Linked DNA regions of Mus musculus: region 2 is linked to region 1. A link is a loop called in an ENCODE intact Hi-C map of the cell type or tissue named here. Cell type or tissue: left cerebral cortex. All regions are shown on one strand.

The links. A loop is a pair of places that touch in the nucleus more often than their neighbours do. Peaks named below come from ENCODE experiments on the same cell type or tissue, not always from the same donor. Only the 100,000 strongest peaks of a DNase experiment are listed, where the experiment ranks them.
Region 2: it touches region 1 in a loop (4-fold over the local background); 22 of 42 quality-filtered maps call a loop at or near these places.

What each region holds. Positions count from the first base shown.
Region 1 is chr3:69,235,384-69,243,383 of GRCm38, forward strand. No RefSeq gene overlaps it. Among named protein-coding and RNA genes, the nearest start is that of Gm40070, 15 kb to the right of the region's middle. In left cerebral cortex, a CTCF peak has its summit at 3,258 (motif pointing right); a DNase peak (open chromatin) is centred at 3,269.
Region 2 is chr3:69,706,406-69,714,405 of GRCm38, forward strand. No RefSeq gene overlaps it. Among named protein-coding and RNA genes, the nearest start is that of Nmd3, 12 kb to the right of the region's middle. In left cerebral cortex, a CTCF peak has its summit at 6,969 (motif pointing left); a DNase peak (open chromatin) is centred at 3,218.

The sequences.
Region 1 (8,000 bases):
AAGAAGTAACTTTAAAATAAGCATTTACTTGCATTAGAGAAAATGTTAAGTGTCCTGATGCAACGAACTTTCTCTCTCTCTCTCTCTCTTACACACACACACACACACACACACACACACCCCTCTCTTAATGTATACAAAATGATTCAGCATTTCTTAATAATAAACCTGGGTTGTTTCTTTCTTCTTTTTTTTTTTTTTTTCATTTCAAGGTATTTTTCCACTAGAGTCCCTTGTGCTTTAGTTGTCCCTTAATAAAGAACTCGAGAGTGAGATTGTGGCCACAGGAAACCATCTGTATTTACTACAGGCAATAAAAACTTTTTTTTATAAAGAAAAACTTCCTAGACACGGAGTTTCATTCCTGGCGATTTAAAAGCAAAAGATGCGGTTTAAATTCATTCTAAAATTTAATCTCTGTAGACATACTGATTTTGATTTGTAAAATTAAAACCCATAGTCTATAAACACACAGAGGTCAACCCATTGCCCAGGACCCAGATACACCCTTCCAAATTCACATAGAGAGAAAATGACTGGACTTTTATTTTTCATTTGGCAGCAAAGGGTTGCAGATCCCTGTGCCAGGCAGAAATGCCTTCTGACTCCTTTTCCTTTGGCCCAGAGAAGAGCGGCAGGCCCACAACTTCGCTCTGCAGATGTTCTTTCAGGCTGGCTCACAAAAGGCTCTGGGAAGGCTACCTGGAGGCCTCTCAGCTGCTGCACAAGGCTCATTTTAGCCTCTTTCTGAGAAAACGTGTGACAGATTGAATCCTATTGTAGACCATGCCCAGTGTGCTCTCTGACATTATTCCTAGATACTCAAACCGTCCTGAATTTTCCCAGTGTGTGTGTGTGTGTGGGGGGGGGGGATCCTTTAAGCTAGTTACTATGTCCAACCAATGGGTCCTCCGAGTACTTCCCTGCTTAAGAAACACTGAGGCTCCCTCCCAGTTAACCTTGATCTTGCCCTGTCTGGCTACCTCCGAGATTAAGTTAATCATCTCTCTGAAGAGCCTTGCTTCGTCTCTTTTGTTGAGGAATGTACCTAGAAGCCAGACATTACAAACATACTATCTGTTCATTTTTTACTGAACACCCAGCACTGGTTGAGAGCCATGTAGAGAAACGGAATCAAAGACTTACTGTCACACACACACTTGCACACAGGTTTGTACGTATGCGCACATGCACATGGAACCAAAGATCACACAACAAGGACTCCAAAGTATATGAAGGCGACCTCTCGGAGACCTCTCAGAGAAGTTTGGTGCACTTCTCTCGCCTATAGCCCAACCCCTCCCTTTGCTCTTACCTTCCTTTGCATTACCAGGGTAGACGATTACAGGGCAGCAGGAATGCCTCCGAGGCTAAGAGCACTTATTGCTCCTGAACAGGACCGGGTTCTGATTCCCAGCAGCCTCGTGGCTGCTCATAGCTGTCAACCTCCAACTTCACGGCATCTGATTCCCTCTTCTGACATCCATAGGTTCCTGCATGCGAGTGGTGTACACATATACCATCACACACATGTATACAGAAAATACATTTAAAGTAATTGAGTACATTTAATTGTGGACCTGTATATTCCATATGTTCTTACCCTCAAAGTCACACACACACACACACATGAGATGCTCTTAAATTGTTCACTTGCATTAAAGAAAATGCTAATTGTTCTAGCCAAGCTTATTTTCATAGACACATGTTACTTACATAAATGCTCTGGTGTTCCTAAACCAGGTTGGGTTTCTTTCACTTCGAGCTACTCCCCCACTGGCGTTCCGTGCACTTTAGCTGTCTATTAATAAAGAACATGAGCGACGGTGGTGACAGGACACCACCTCTTCTTCACCACAGGAAATACCTCTTAATCTTGTCATTTCATTTCTAGTCACTTAAAAGCAAAAGATGCAGTTTACATGCATCCTAAAATGTAATCTCTATAGGCACACTCATTTCGATTTGTAAGATGAAAACCCATTCTATTACGCAGAAAATAAACAACATGGAAACATTTGGACAGTTGCATTGTGGGTAACTACAATTTCCTAAACTTTGTACAGTGAGCACAGAAAGTGAGAGGCCGTCCTCGCTTCCTTTGTCTGTCCCTTCTTTCATCTCCCCTCCCCCTCCCCTCTCTCCAGGCCTTCTTGTAACAAGGTCTAGTTATATAGCCTAGGGTGACCTGGCCTCTAGCCTGTTCTGTCACTGTGCCCTCCCAAAACACTATTATTATGTGTGTGTGCACCGGCCTGTGGAGACTAGTGTGTCTTAATTGTTCTCCTCCTTGTTTATATTTGAAATACATATCTCATTTATTTGTTTTTAGAATTACATTTATTTAGTGTTTTGAGGGTTATGGGGATGAGTGAACATGCTATGAATGGTGTGTGTGTGTGTGTGTGTGTGTGTGTGCGTGCACGCGTGCGCACACGGTCAGAGGACAACTTAAAGTTATTGCTTCTCTCCTTCCACTATATGTGCCCTTGGGATTGAACTTGGGTTTTCAGGCTTGGCGGCTTGGCCCCATTTCACTTGTGCATGCACAACATGTATGAACGTTTGACCAGAAAAGGGCATCAAATCCCACAGAGTTATAGATGGAGTTATAGATGTTTTGCAGGGTGCTGAACTCTCGACATAGTTCCTGGGTTTGAAACATTGGTTTTCATAATTGTGCAACAAGTATTCCTGACCACTGAGCCATCCCCGTTTCTTCTTCCCTTTCAGGGTGACTGTCAGCGAATGGAGAGAGCTCCCCAGTTCAGTTAGCCTGGCTGGCCAGTGAGCCCCAGAGGTCCTGTCGGCTCAGATCACAGTGAGCCCCAGAGGTCCTGTCGTCTCAGATCACAGTGAGCCCCAGAGGTCCTGTCGGCTCAGATCACAGGAGAGGTGTGCACCACCGCTCGGCTCTGCTTTCCTAGCTGGGCTCTGGGGATCTAACTCAGGTCCTCAGCAAGGGCTTCACTGAAGGAGCCCTTCCTCCACCCACTGTCCTTCCCCAGCCATTCCCGTTCTTGTTTTGTGGCCTAGGATGACCTTGAACTCAGGACCCTTTGTTTTCTGTGTTTCTGTGTTCTGATTTTTTTTTTAAAATCACTTTTATAGTCAGAGACAAGACATATTTTCTTAAAAAGCTGTTTAATCCTCACATTCTATATAAAATGTGAGTATAAACGGCATCCCTAAATTATTCATTTAATGCATTAACATGCACTTCATTAACAATCCCTGTGTGAGAAACAGTACAATGTATGGGCACACGGGGGCGCTGTGACCAAGTTTTAATAGTAAGAATCACAAAAGCTAAAATAGCCAACGTGCTTTACGGCTTTGGAACTTAAAACTTCTGCCCTAGACTTTTCTATATGTTGTCTTGTTGTATTCTCACACAACGCTATTGGGTAATTTTCTCTCTCTCTCTCTCTCTCTCTCTCTCTCTCTCTCTCTCTCACACACACACACACACACACACACACACACGATTACATGGAAGAGATCTGAACCACAAAGCTGCCACCAGCCACTTCAATTGCTTTTATTTTATTTATGAATTTTCTTTTTTTGAAAGAGGGTCTCCCTATGGCTCACTTTGTTGTCCAGTAGATGTCATATATTTTCCCCACCTCGTCTGGGGGGGGGGGGGGGATTTGACAAAATGCAACAAAGCTACATTTGCACTTTCCTTCGCTCTAACCCTCTCCCCGTAGGAATTTCCCTTAAAGAATCACAAACAGACCTAAGGCAATGGATGTACAAGGTTTCTCATTTAATGAAATACAAAAATATCGGGATAACCCAAATACTTCTCCTTGAGAGACTTTTCAAGATACATTTCCAGAGCAAAATCCTTCGAAGCCAAACAAAGGGACATGTTGTCAAACAGATACAAAAAAAGGCCGAGAGGCAGTGGCATCTGATGATACCAAGCAGAGCTCAAGTACAAAGCGTGGTTTCTCCGTACTGTTCTCCACTGAGAAGAGCCAGAGCTCCTGGGGAAGTGGTGCTTCGGCTCTGGGCCAAGGGAAGAATAAGGTGAAATCTTTGTTATGTAATAGAACAGAAACCAAGAGAGGGAGGTCAAAAGGTTTGGGGAGCAAATAAAAGGGCCTTCCACTAGCCAAGTCTGACACAGTGTTGAACATCCAAAAATAACTAAGTAAGTAAATAAATAAATAAAGTGGTAATGGATTACAGCCCATTGAATTAATGAAAAATATCAAGAACAACAGAATCCACTAAATCCACGGTAATATTCATTAGAAGTGTAAGAAGAAGCAAAAGAAACAAGACCTTTCGGGTGGGAGGAAGAGAAGATTCTCTTTTAAAAAATAAAACTGAAAAAAAAAAAGGAGACCGTGATAGGATTAAAAGGCACTACTTGGCAATTATAAGTTGACTCTCTACACATTTAACTTAAATACCTCACAATTCTACTTATGATCAAAGACTGACTCTGAGCTGAAAAAGCTATGGAATTCTGACACTGGTACAATGCCCACTTCTTCCCCCAAACTGAAAATCACCACTTACACGTCCAATGTGAGACAGACACCTGTCGCCACTCCTGTAGAGAGATTTAATCTAGCAACATGGCTACTCACTCTGGCTGGAATACAAACATAGCCTTAGCACACATCTCTATCCCCTCTTGTTGGAATAGAAACGTGCCTTTAGTACAGACCTTTCATCCCAAGGAATGAAGGAAGGTAACATTAGTTGGTAGAAGGAGGCAGCCAGTTTTCTACTCATTCATGAATTCAGTACAGACTGGCAAAGACCGTTGAAGCCAGAGAATAAGAAGGAGCAGGAAGATTAGAACCGATCTCTAGAGTTGAAACCAAACAGAGCCATTCAGTCAGGAGGTTAGAGAAGCCAGTTTGAATTAGCACAGAGAGGAGTTTAAGCCAGAACAGCGGAGTCAAACCAGCCAGTCAGAGTTCAGAAAGAGCTAGAAGGGGTAAGCTTATTCGGCAGTAAGTCTCAAAGACTGAAAACTTCTAGAGCTAGATTAGATAGTACAGAGGCTAGAAGCTTCCATGACTAGGTAAGCAGACAGAGGCAGTAAGCCTTGGAGATGACAATTTCATCAGGAGAATAAAAGCGACTTTTACACACTTGGAACTCTTTCCACACTTGCTTGTGTGACTACAGTGTTGTGTGGCTACAGTGGCATGGCTCAGTCAAAAGGACCTTGTAAGAAAGGGTCAGATGTCAACCTGGGAGATGGAAGTCACTGTTCCTAATATAGACAAAATGCTCACATAGTGTTTAAAACGGAGAAATGGTTCCTAGTTAGCCTGTTCCGGTAGATAAAGCCTCCTGACTCAAAAGCACTTGGTGCTGGAGGAAAGCAAAACCTCTGATTCTTCTCTTTGATTTTGAGGAGACAGAGCAGAGGGCAAGATCCACAGTAACTTCGACCCTACTCTAGGTAGGGCTTTGTAGAGTCAGGAAAGGGGGTGAGCAGTTTTCTGCCATCATAAAAAATTAATGGCTGACAACCCCATAGAAAGGGACTGTTTAACAAGAGAGGAGCGTAGCACGTTTATTTGGCCATAGGTTTAGATAACTGCTGCATCTTCAGACTGAGGACCCAAAGGCTCAGGGAGAACTGTCCATTTTCAGGAAGAAGCAGGGACCACCCTGGAGATCTCTGAATAAAAGGGTCTGGCTTACTGCTACTAGATGGCATAGAAAATACAGCAGGTCCTATCTACTCAGATTCCTCTTGGACACTGAGCAATACTCCTTCTCTAAGTGTGGAGCAAGCTCCCTCCTGTACCCAGTATCTCATAATCTGCTATCAGACTCGGTAGGTCAGAGAGCAGCTTTATAGCTAGCTATAAGGCAGAGCCATGGGGAAAGCTGATAGCACAAGTCCAGTCTTTATCATTTGCCTTAGGAAAGAGGCTCTACTTTTATGACTCATGCCAAGAAGGGGAAACTCCAGTTCTGTGGCTTGCCTTGTGGGGAGGGAGTGGAGCAAGAGACAGAAGGACTGGAGATCCAAGAAAAAATTTTGCTTCAGTGGCCTTGGCTTTAAGATATCAACGTCTGCAGGTCACACCTGTGACAGCTGGCCCTCTCTCTGGTGACCGCCTGATGTCTTGGCAGTGTACCCCTGCTTTCTCTTCAGTGCTCGGTGTGAACAATGATTTTGGAGGAGCTCTTCATTTGGCCAATGTTGGGGGTAAACCAGTGGAATGTGGTAGGCAATGCTTGCCCCCAGCCAAGCCCACGCTCCAGCTCTTAGAACTGTGAGTGATACAGTGTATAGGAAAAGTGACTGAATTCAGGACATTGAAGCAGGGAGATTATCATGTTCATCTCAGGGGATCCATCAGTTCACTCTAAAATCACATTAATTGGGAGAAGTGAGATGGCTCAGTGGATAAGACCTTTTGCTGCTCCTTTCTGGTACCCTTGGAAGCCATGTAAAATGGGATGGAGAGAACCAAGTCTAAAACGTTGTCCTCCGACCTCCATGGTTATGACACAAGCACCCCTCCCATGTGTGGTACACATGCCTGAGTTAAGAGCCAAAAAAGATGGAAGCATGGAAGGAGAACACTCAGACAAGGGAAACATGGGCATGAAGCACAGAGTGTGGGTAGTCTCCAGTGGCTCGCAAAATCAAGTAGACATTCTCATTAGGGTGTCCAAAACAAACGCAGCCCGCAAACACCTGGGGACCTTCAAGACACTGCTCGTGTGTTGTTTGAACCCATGAGCTCTGTAGCAGGTTCAGTAGGAGCCCTTACTTGAACTTGGCTGTGTTTTATTGATCGAAGGTCCAGCAAGCTGGATCTCATTTAATCATGAACTCCTCATATACAGCCCAGGAGGAGGATATACCTGGACCATGTAATTAATGTTTGGTAAGGATAATGAGAGTCAGCAGCAAGTAGCATGAGAGGTGCTTTGACAAGCACACGGATGTAAAGGAGTGTGCAGAAGCCATCCCAGGTTAGATGTATAGAATGGGTGTAGTGGAAGGGACTTGATAACACGTGTATTGGTACATGCCTTAGTAGGGTTTTGTATTGCTTATAATACCACCCCCAGGACAACATGAAAAGAGTTCATTTCACTTATATTCCCAGGTGATAGTCAATCACAGAGGGAAGTCAGGGGAGGAACGTAGGCAGGGTAGGAACCTGGAGAGCCATGGAATAGCACTGACGACTGGCTTGCTCAGTTTGCTTTCTTATAGCACCTAGGACTACCTGCCCAGGGCTGCCACCTTCCACAGTGAGCTGGATTCTTCTTTCAAGAAAGAATTTCATCCATCAAGAATATGCACCACAGGCTTGCCCACAGGCCAATATCGTGGGAACGTTTTCTCAACTGAATCTCCCACTTCAAAACTGGCTCTAGCTTGTGTCACGCTGACATAAAAACTAGCCAGCACATACGGTAAATAGCCAATAGGGACACTTAGCTGGAATAGAAAGAAGGACATTGATCCTGAAATTTAGAGTTTGGCCATATGGCAAAGGACCTAAACTAGAACTTAAGGGTCAAAATTTGGGGGCCGCAGAGATGGCTCATTGGTTAAGAACACTTGCTGCTGTTGCAGAGAGCTAGAGTGATTCCCAGCATCCTTGAGTGGATCAGAAGCCCAGTTTCAGCATATCCTGATGACCATTTTCCACCTCTGGCCTCTGCCAAGTGTTGCCATACATGTGCAGATACACACAGACACCCACCCACCCACCCACACACATACACAAATCTTTAGGAAAAAAAAACGTAAAAGAAGAGTTTATACATTCTAATCCCCTAAATAGCAGAGAGAGGATTGAAAGCTTTAAGCCAGGAACAGGACACAGTTAACTCCACATTTACCAGGTCCACCAGGCCAGGGGTCAGATTTGTTTCTGCTCCTATGTATAAGCGTCTGGTATTAGTCAGAAGAGACTAGACTGGGCTGTGATATCAGTAGCCATGCAAGTACACAACAGTCCATGTATATACACAACCAAGTGTCTGTC
Region 2 (8,000 bases), 470 kb after region 1:
CTAGTAAGCCTCAACTCTTAGTTTCTTATTCATCCCCAAGATCTAAACAACTTTAAAAGTCCCACAGTCTTTACATATTAAAAGTTCAATCCTTTTAACATATCCAATATCTTTTAAAAATCCAAAGTCTTTTTACAATTAGAACTCTCTTAACTGTGGGATCCACTAAAATATCATCTTCCTTCAAGAGGGAAAATATCAGGGCACAGTCACAACCAAAAAAAAATTAAACTCCAAATGTCCAATGTATGGGATCCAATTCATGATCTTCTGGGCTCCTCCAAGGGCTTGGGTCACTTCTCCAGCCATGCCCTTTGTAGTACACACGTTGTCTTCTAGGCTCCAGCTGCTGTACTCCACTGCTATTGCTGTTGTTGGTGGTCATCTCGTGGTCCTGGCATCTCCAAAACACTGCATGACCCCTTCAATCCTGGGCCATCAATTGCAACTGAAGCTGCACCTTCACCAATGGCCTTCCATGGCCTCTCACAGTCCCGAACCTCAGCTGCTCTGCATGACCCCTTCATGACTTCAAAACCAATACCACCTGGTGACTCTTGCACATTACCAAGTCCTGCTGCAGCAGGAGTACAATTTTGGCTATCTCTGGAACACAGCCTCTTTGTGCTTTCAGAAAACACTTCCCAGAAGATGTCACCTCAGCGATGCTGGTCTCTTCTTAATCACCGCTAATTTCTTAGCTCCAGCTAACCAGCATCAATAGTCCCAGTAACGCAAAGGTTTTGCTTTAGTAGTTCTGGTATCTTGTTAATCACAGCTGATTCTTCAGCCCCAGCTACCCAGAACCACAGAATCTTCACAATCAAAATAGCAATGACCCCAAGTCTTTAATATTCCCTTTGAAATTTCACAAGCCAGGCCTCCATCTTCTTGACTGTTCTCAACCTTATCTTCCTAGCTTCTACACAGCATCCCACAAAGCTCTTAACACCGAATGGATCTTCTAGTCCAAATTTCCAAAGTCCTTCCACAGTTCTCCTCAAAACATGGTCAGGTTGTCACAGGAATACCCCACTATGCTGGTACCAATTTGTCTTAGGGTTTTTATTCTTGGACAAAACATCATGATCAAGAAGCAGTTGAGGAGGAAAGGGTTTATTCAGCTTACATTTCCATATTGCTGTTCACCACTGAAAGAAGTCAGGACTGGAACTCAAGCAGGTCAGGGAGCACAAGCTGATGCAGGGGCCATGGAGGGATGTTCTTTACTGGCTTGCTTCCCCTGGCTTGCTCAGCCTGCTCTCTTATAGAACCCAAGACTACTAGCCCAGAGATGGCACCACCCACAAGGGGCCTTTCCCCCTTGATCACTAATTGAGAAAATGCCTCACATCTGGATCTTATGGAGGCATTTCCCCAACTGAAGCTCCTTCCTCTGTGATAACTCCAGCTGTGTCAAGTTGACACAAAACTAGCCAGTAGAGCAAACATTGCGAAGACAGGTGGAAAGAATGTAAGAGGCAGAGGCTGGGGAGCTAGAGCAAGAGTCTGTCACCAATGGCTCTGGAGGTCACACCTGGAAGGGCTGTAAATTTAATTCACAGATCCAGACTTATCGATTGGGGATAATCCACTCCCCATATGAGAGTACAGTGAAAGATTAAAGAAAAAGAAGAAAGAAAAGAAAGAAATGGAGAGGAGAAAACAGATGGGTCCAGTACGTTACAGTGCAACTTCCTGGGCGAGAGGGGTCTTCTCAGTTGCAACAGAGCTGGCTTACTGCACTCTGAGTCAGAAGGAGAATGCGATCGTACAATGATTTGATTTCATCTAGGCTGCTTCACTTGGTTGATCTTAAGCTCAGACCGAGGATGAAGGTAAATTACCAATGCTGCTGATGGTAACAGTCTGTTTATAGGGCTCTGTACCGCTGTGAGGGGTTTTCACGGTTTTAGTGTGATGGGAACACTATATGGGGGTGGGGTGGGGGAACAGATCAAGGTCACCCAGAGTTGTTATGAGGCAGGTGCAACTCAGTATTACAGCACACTATTCAACCTGAATCCCTATATACTAAAGAAAAAAAAAGTGCTTGTAGAAAGAATGAAAAATATCTTCCCTAGTCATTGATTATCTAATTGTATAGTAGCCAGTCACCCTGTCTCTATACTATATTTCAAAAGATGACTTACTTATTGAATAGTGAGTGACCTGTGTTAAGCACTGTTCCAGGCAAGTTTACAAACATTATCTTAGCCGTTGCAGCTACAAATATTTTCTTACCTGCCATTACCAATGTTACAAACATCTGTGCTGTTTAATCCCATTTTATCGATGAGGAAGACAAAGCTTTAAGTGAACAGGACTTCACAGCGAAAACAGATTTGTGTTCTCAGTGCCGAAAGCATCTTAACGTTCGAGAGACATCAACAGAGTATGAAGTTGGTGGGTTTAATCTTTTAGAATATAGTATGTGCAAAAATTATTTATGATCTGCAATCCTCCCACCCAGGACTGGGTCTTATTTTAAAGGAAGCAGGCAACTGAATCTCAGTGACAAATGAATTGCTAAGATTCTAGAATAAGTCAAGTCTGTTATGCCATGAATAGGTGCAAAAAAGTCTTGCAGCTAAAAGCTTTCCTCTGTGTGTGAAATTAAAGCTTTGAGTATATGCCAAGCCACCGACAAATAAACCTCAAACTCCCGGCTGCTGCTTAGCCTCTCGGAAGCTGAGGACGTTAATGAGTTTATCTGAGAATTGGTTGAATGAAGCACATTTTCCCTGAGCCGTCTGATGGCTTGCTGGTGTATGGATTATAGGTTATTGGAGAGGGGTCACAGTTGGCAGTGCAGCTGATGGAGCAGCAAACACACAGGCCTCATAATGAAGGAGGGAAGCAAAATCGTTCCACAGAAGGGATTAGGGTTCTAATTGGTTTTCTCAAGGCACTTGCAGACTCTATTCAGGAGCTAATTTCGAATTTTAAAGAAATATTTGATGAGTGTAGTCACGGCCATTTACGGTTCTCAATTTTACATTCATAAATATTTATTAGATACATTACTGGGCTCTAAAGAGCAGCCTAATAATATTTACCAAGAACAGCCGGCTATTAGACTTCTTAACTTAGCGCTTCTGACTGTGTTAATTTTGGCCCTGAATGTGCCAATTACTATGCCTGCTTAGGGACTCTGAGCTTGAAAGGGAAAGAAGTGCCAGAGTAGCAGGAAGTTATTTAAAAATTAACAAGAAAAGAACAGGCTAGGAGGAGGTGGTGGCTCAACTCCCCCTCTTCTGGTCAACCACCTTCCTCTGCTCAGATCCTCTCCCCTCTGCCGATGTCATCATCCTCTCCCCTCTGCTGACATCATCATCTCCTTTCTGCTGACATCATCATTCTCTCCTCACTACTGACATCACCATCTCCCCTCTGCTGACAGTATCACATCTCCCCTCTGCTGACATCATCATCTCCTTTCTGCTGACAGTATCACATCTCCCTCTGCTGACATCATCATCTCCTTTCTGCTGACATCATCATCCTCTCCTCACTACTGACATCACCATCTCCCCTCTGCTGACAGTATCACATCTCCCCTCTGTAGATTAGATTTGTCTCCCCTGAACTATTGGGAAACATTATGCAAAGAAGCAGGAACTGCAAAGAATCCTCGGATGGCTCTGTACCTGAGTGGCATGGGCAGTGAGTAGGGTTACACACTGGTAATTTCCTATAGTGAGCCCCATTGCCCATGTATTACACAAGCATGGTACCTGTGTGTGCAGGGCCTCTGAGCTGCTTAGCTGCATGATTTTGGGTTGTGTTTCTGATTGCAGGACTCTAAAGTCTGGTCTGCCATTCCCACTCCTTTGCATTCTGGGATCTACTGAAATTGTATTCACAATTTCTTTTTCTGCTAAATAAGCTGGAGTCCATTTCTACTGCTTAGAAATAAGAACATCAGATGATGCAGTAACTAATTCAAGTTTTTTTTTTTTTTTAAAACTATGTTAGGCCCAACCAAAAAACCAAAACACAACACAAAGCAAAACAAAACAACAACAAAAAAAAAACAAACCCATGGATTAGATTTGGCGTGTTGTGTACCAGTTTGAAAACTGTGTTAAATTACTAAAGTTGGGGGAAAAATACAAGTGGAGCCCATTCCAGTTATATTTCCTTTCCCCACCTCTCCTATTTATCAAAGCAATGTCTTTTTGAAAGGGCTTTTTTTTGTTATTATATTTGATAAATGCTATATAGTTCGAGGGAAAATCAGGGTTGAGTGGGAAAAAAACTACTCCATAGAACACATCTAATTTAAGGTCTTTTTCCCACTTTTTTTTTTTTTTTTGAGACAGAATTCCATGTAGACCAGGTTGACCTCAGCCCTATTATGTAGCCAAGGATGCCCCCTCCCCGACTTTCTGATTCTCTTACCTCTACTTCTTTTTTTAAAAATTTATTTATACATAAGTACATGGTGTAGCTGTCTTCAGATGCACCAGGCATCAGGTCTCATTACGGGTGGCTGTGAGCTACCATGTGGTTGCTAGAATTTGAACTCAGGACCTTTGGAAGAACAGTCAGTGCTCTTACCTGCTGAGCCATCTCACCAACCCTTACCTCCACTTCTTAAGTGCCTTTCTCATAGGCATATGGTCCACTCCAAACTTCAGTTTAAAATCTTTTAACTTTCCCAACATAGTGCCAGTGACAAGCTGGCAGGAAAATACTTATTCCACAGTGCTGGGGGTAACATGCAGCCGGGAGGAGGAAATGCTTGAAGGAGGACAAAGGGGCCTTTCCTCTTTCTCCTTTATACACTTCCAGACCAGCACACGTCCACAACAACCTAGAGACACTCGAAGTATGGGTCATATGACTACCCTTGAAAGAGATGCCTTTGCTCACTGACAAGGGGTTGCACCCGGCTTTTAGATGCGCAGATCCGCGAGGTGGAGCTCTTATTCCCTGCACTGTATAGCCCTCGTCCACATTTCACCTGTGCAGCATCATGCTGTCCAAGAGATTTAGCTATGCATTAGCTTATCTGCCTATTCCTAATTACCACACCCTTGGAGCTGGTATTCATCTGGATTTACTCTACTATCTTGAGTCTAGAGAAATAAGCAGGATACAACCAGGTTGTTATAAACTCAGATTATACACTCTCCTGGGTGACAGGTATATTCATTAGAAAAATGCATTTAAAATTATGACCAAGTTATTTTTAAGATGAAGATTTCAAAATTATGCTTTTAGCAATAGAATATTTGTATTCTTCAAAAACAAAATATAATCTAATTGTAATGTCTTTTATCAAATCCAAAACAAAATACAAGTGCTGGCATGAATAGGAGCAAAAGGGAAACCCCGAACGAACACTGCTGGGAACAAGTGTGGCTGCTGTGGAGGTCACTTGGATGTTCCTTTAAACATAGAAGATCTATCACACGGCTCTATCACTCACCATATGGACCTACAGGAATGGAAGTTGGCATTCCTTTCTGATACCTGCATTCTCATGTTTATTGTAGTGCTCACTATCCACAGATCAAGTAATAGACTCAGTGTGGAGGAATTTTAATCTAGCCAACTTGACTGCTCTGGCAAGGGATCATATCTAAAGACCTTCTAGGTCTATGTGATCTGGCTGGAATGCAGACACACCTTCAATACCGTTAATCCCAAACAAAGATGTCTAATGGAGGGGCAAAGTGATGAATTAGAGAAAGATTTCACAGAATGAGTCAGAGAGAAGACACACCCAAGTCTCTCAAGACGCTATTTAAGAGCAGTGCAGGATGAGAGAGAGTGAGTTAGGGGCGGAGTCAGTTGGAAGTCAGTGCAGTGACTGCAGTGGAGTTGCATTTGTTCCTGAGCTCCGTGCAGTTCGGTGCAGGACAGCAGAGGCAGCTGAAGTCAGAAAATAAGGAGTCAGAAGCTTAGAAATGTCCCCAGCGACAGCATACCATGACATGGATGGCATCTGGAATCCTGAGAAGCGGGAGACACATCCCTCCAGGGGACCCACCATCAGAAATAAGGAACTGACCACAGCAGGCCTGGGCAGAGACATCTCAGAAGCCTGTGGGCAGCTGTTTGTAAAAAAGTTCTCAGTTCTCCTAACTCTAGCCCTGCACAACAGCTATATAGATTTCATTTGTGCGTGACTGTTTTTCAGTTTGCATTGGTGTGCATAATTATTCTATTATATCTGACTTTCCTACTCCCTTCTCCTTCTGCTGTGGTGAAAATTCTATGAAACTAGATGTTCCTTGATGTAATGATTTTTAAACAATAAAAAATGGAGGCACAGGGGCACAGCACAGCATAGTCCTAATGGTCCAGGTGCATGTTGTATGCTCTCATCTTAGAAACAATGTAGTAATTGCACAATGGTAGTTTCATATTAATGTTTGACTTGCTAAGAAAGCTTGGAGAAATTATGTTTAGAAATAAATTAAGAAAATTAAGCAGAGCCAATATTGGGACACCGAGAAAGGAAAAAGCTATTGTAGTTTTGAAATGAGTTTTGTACAACATTTGAGAGTGGTTCCTGGTTTCCTTTGGATATGTGTGAATATGAAAATACAGAATACATAAAATCATATACTAGTAAAACTAAGTCAAAACACTGGGACTCTTAGGAGAGTCATTGTGTGCTGCAATGTGCAGAAGCAGAAGCTAGGAGAACAGACGAGTTAAGGGTTAACTTGACTCTTTCTGGCCACCCCCTGGCACCTTTGCCCATGTCATTTATCTTTAGAGCTTCAAAAGAAAATGCAAGTAGCTGACCTTGAAGCTCTGAGTTCTGAAATATAGTAAGTCAAACGTTAAAGTTTAGGTCTAGAGAGATGGCTCAGAGGTTAAGAGCACTGACTGCTCTTCTAGAGGTCTTGAGTTCAATTCCCAGCAACTACATAGTGGCTCACAACCATCTCTGATGGGTTCTGGTGCCCTCTTCTGGTGTGTCTGAAGGCAGCAACAGTGTACTTTAAACCTTTTTTTTTTTAAGTTAAAATTTAAATAATGAAAATCTTGCAGTTATCATTTTGGCCACAGGCTTGAGAATAGGGGGAGATTGAAACTTTGGCGAACAATTGTAATTTTTACTTCTTAATTCTTTATGAGATGTGATCATTCTTTTGAATTTGGTTTGGTAATGATTATACAATGTCTTTTTTTCCTACCTGGTTTTTGGAGTAACAATAAAAGATTGGGGCAAGTTAAAGGTGAGGAGAGAGAGAGAAAGAGAGAGAGAGAGAGAAGAGTTTGTGAAGGTGTGTGTGTGTAAGGAGAATGCATGTGAGGTGTGTGTGTGGTGTGTGAGTGAAAGGAGAGCGCTGGGGCTGGGGAGATGGCTCAGTGGGTAAGAGCACTGACTGCTCTTCTGAAGGTCCTGAGTTCAAATCCCAGCAACCACATGGTGGCTCACAACTCCCCATAATGAGATCTGACTCCTTCTTCTGGTGCTGTCTGAAGTCAGCTACAGTGTACCTATTAATAATAATAAATAAATCTTTGGGCTGGAGTAGTCAGGGACTGGAGTTGAGTGGAGTTGACCAGAGCGGTCTGGGCAGACCGAGAGAGTGACTGGAGTGAGTAGGGGTCCTAAAAATTCAATTCCCAGCAACCACATGTACAGCTACAGTGTACTCATAAACATAAAGTAAAATAAATAAATCTTCAAAAATATTCTTTTAAAAAAAGGAGAGCACACTGAAATGTGTAGGAGTATGGGAGTGTGAGAAAAGAAAAACACACAGGAGAAAATCAGACAGTGGAGGAGAGGAGAGTGCAACGTGTGTGTGGCCCCTCAAGCTGTGTGTGTGTGTGTGTGTGTGTGTGTGTGTGTGTGAGAGAGAGAGAGAGAGAGAGAGAGAGAGCAATTTCAAGCCTTGAAACTTGCCTGTCAGTGTATACCCGAAAAAGTTGTCTCTGTGTGTTTATTATGCACCTTCCAGATATCCCTGCTTCCAGCTGAGAACCCAGATCCTGTGTCAAGGCTGGACCCCAACACAGAACAAATT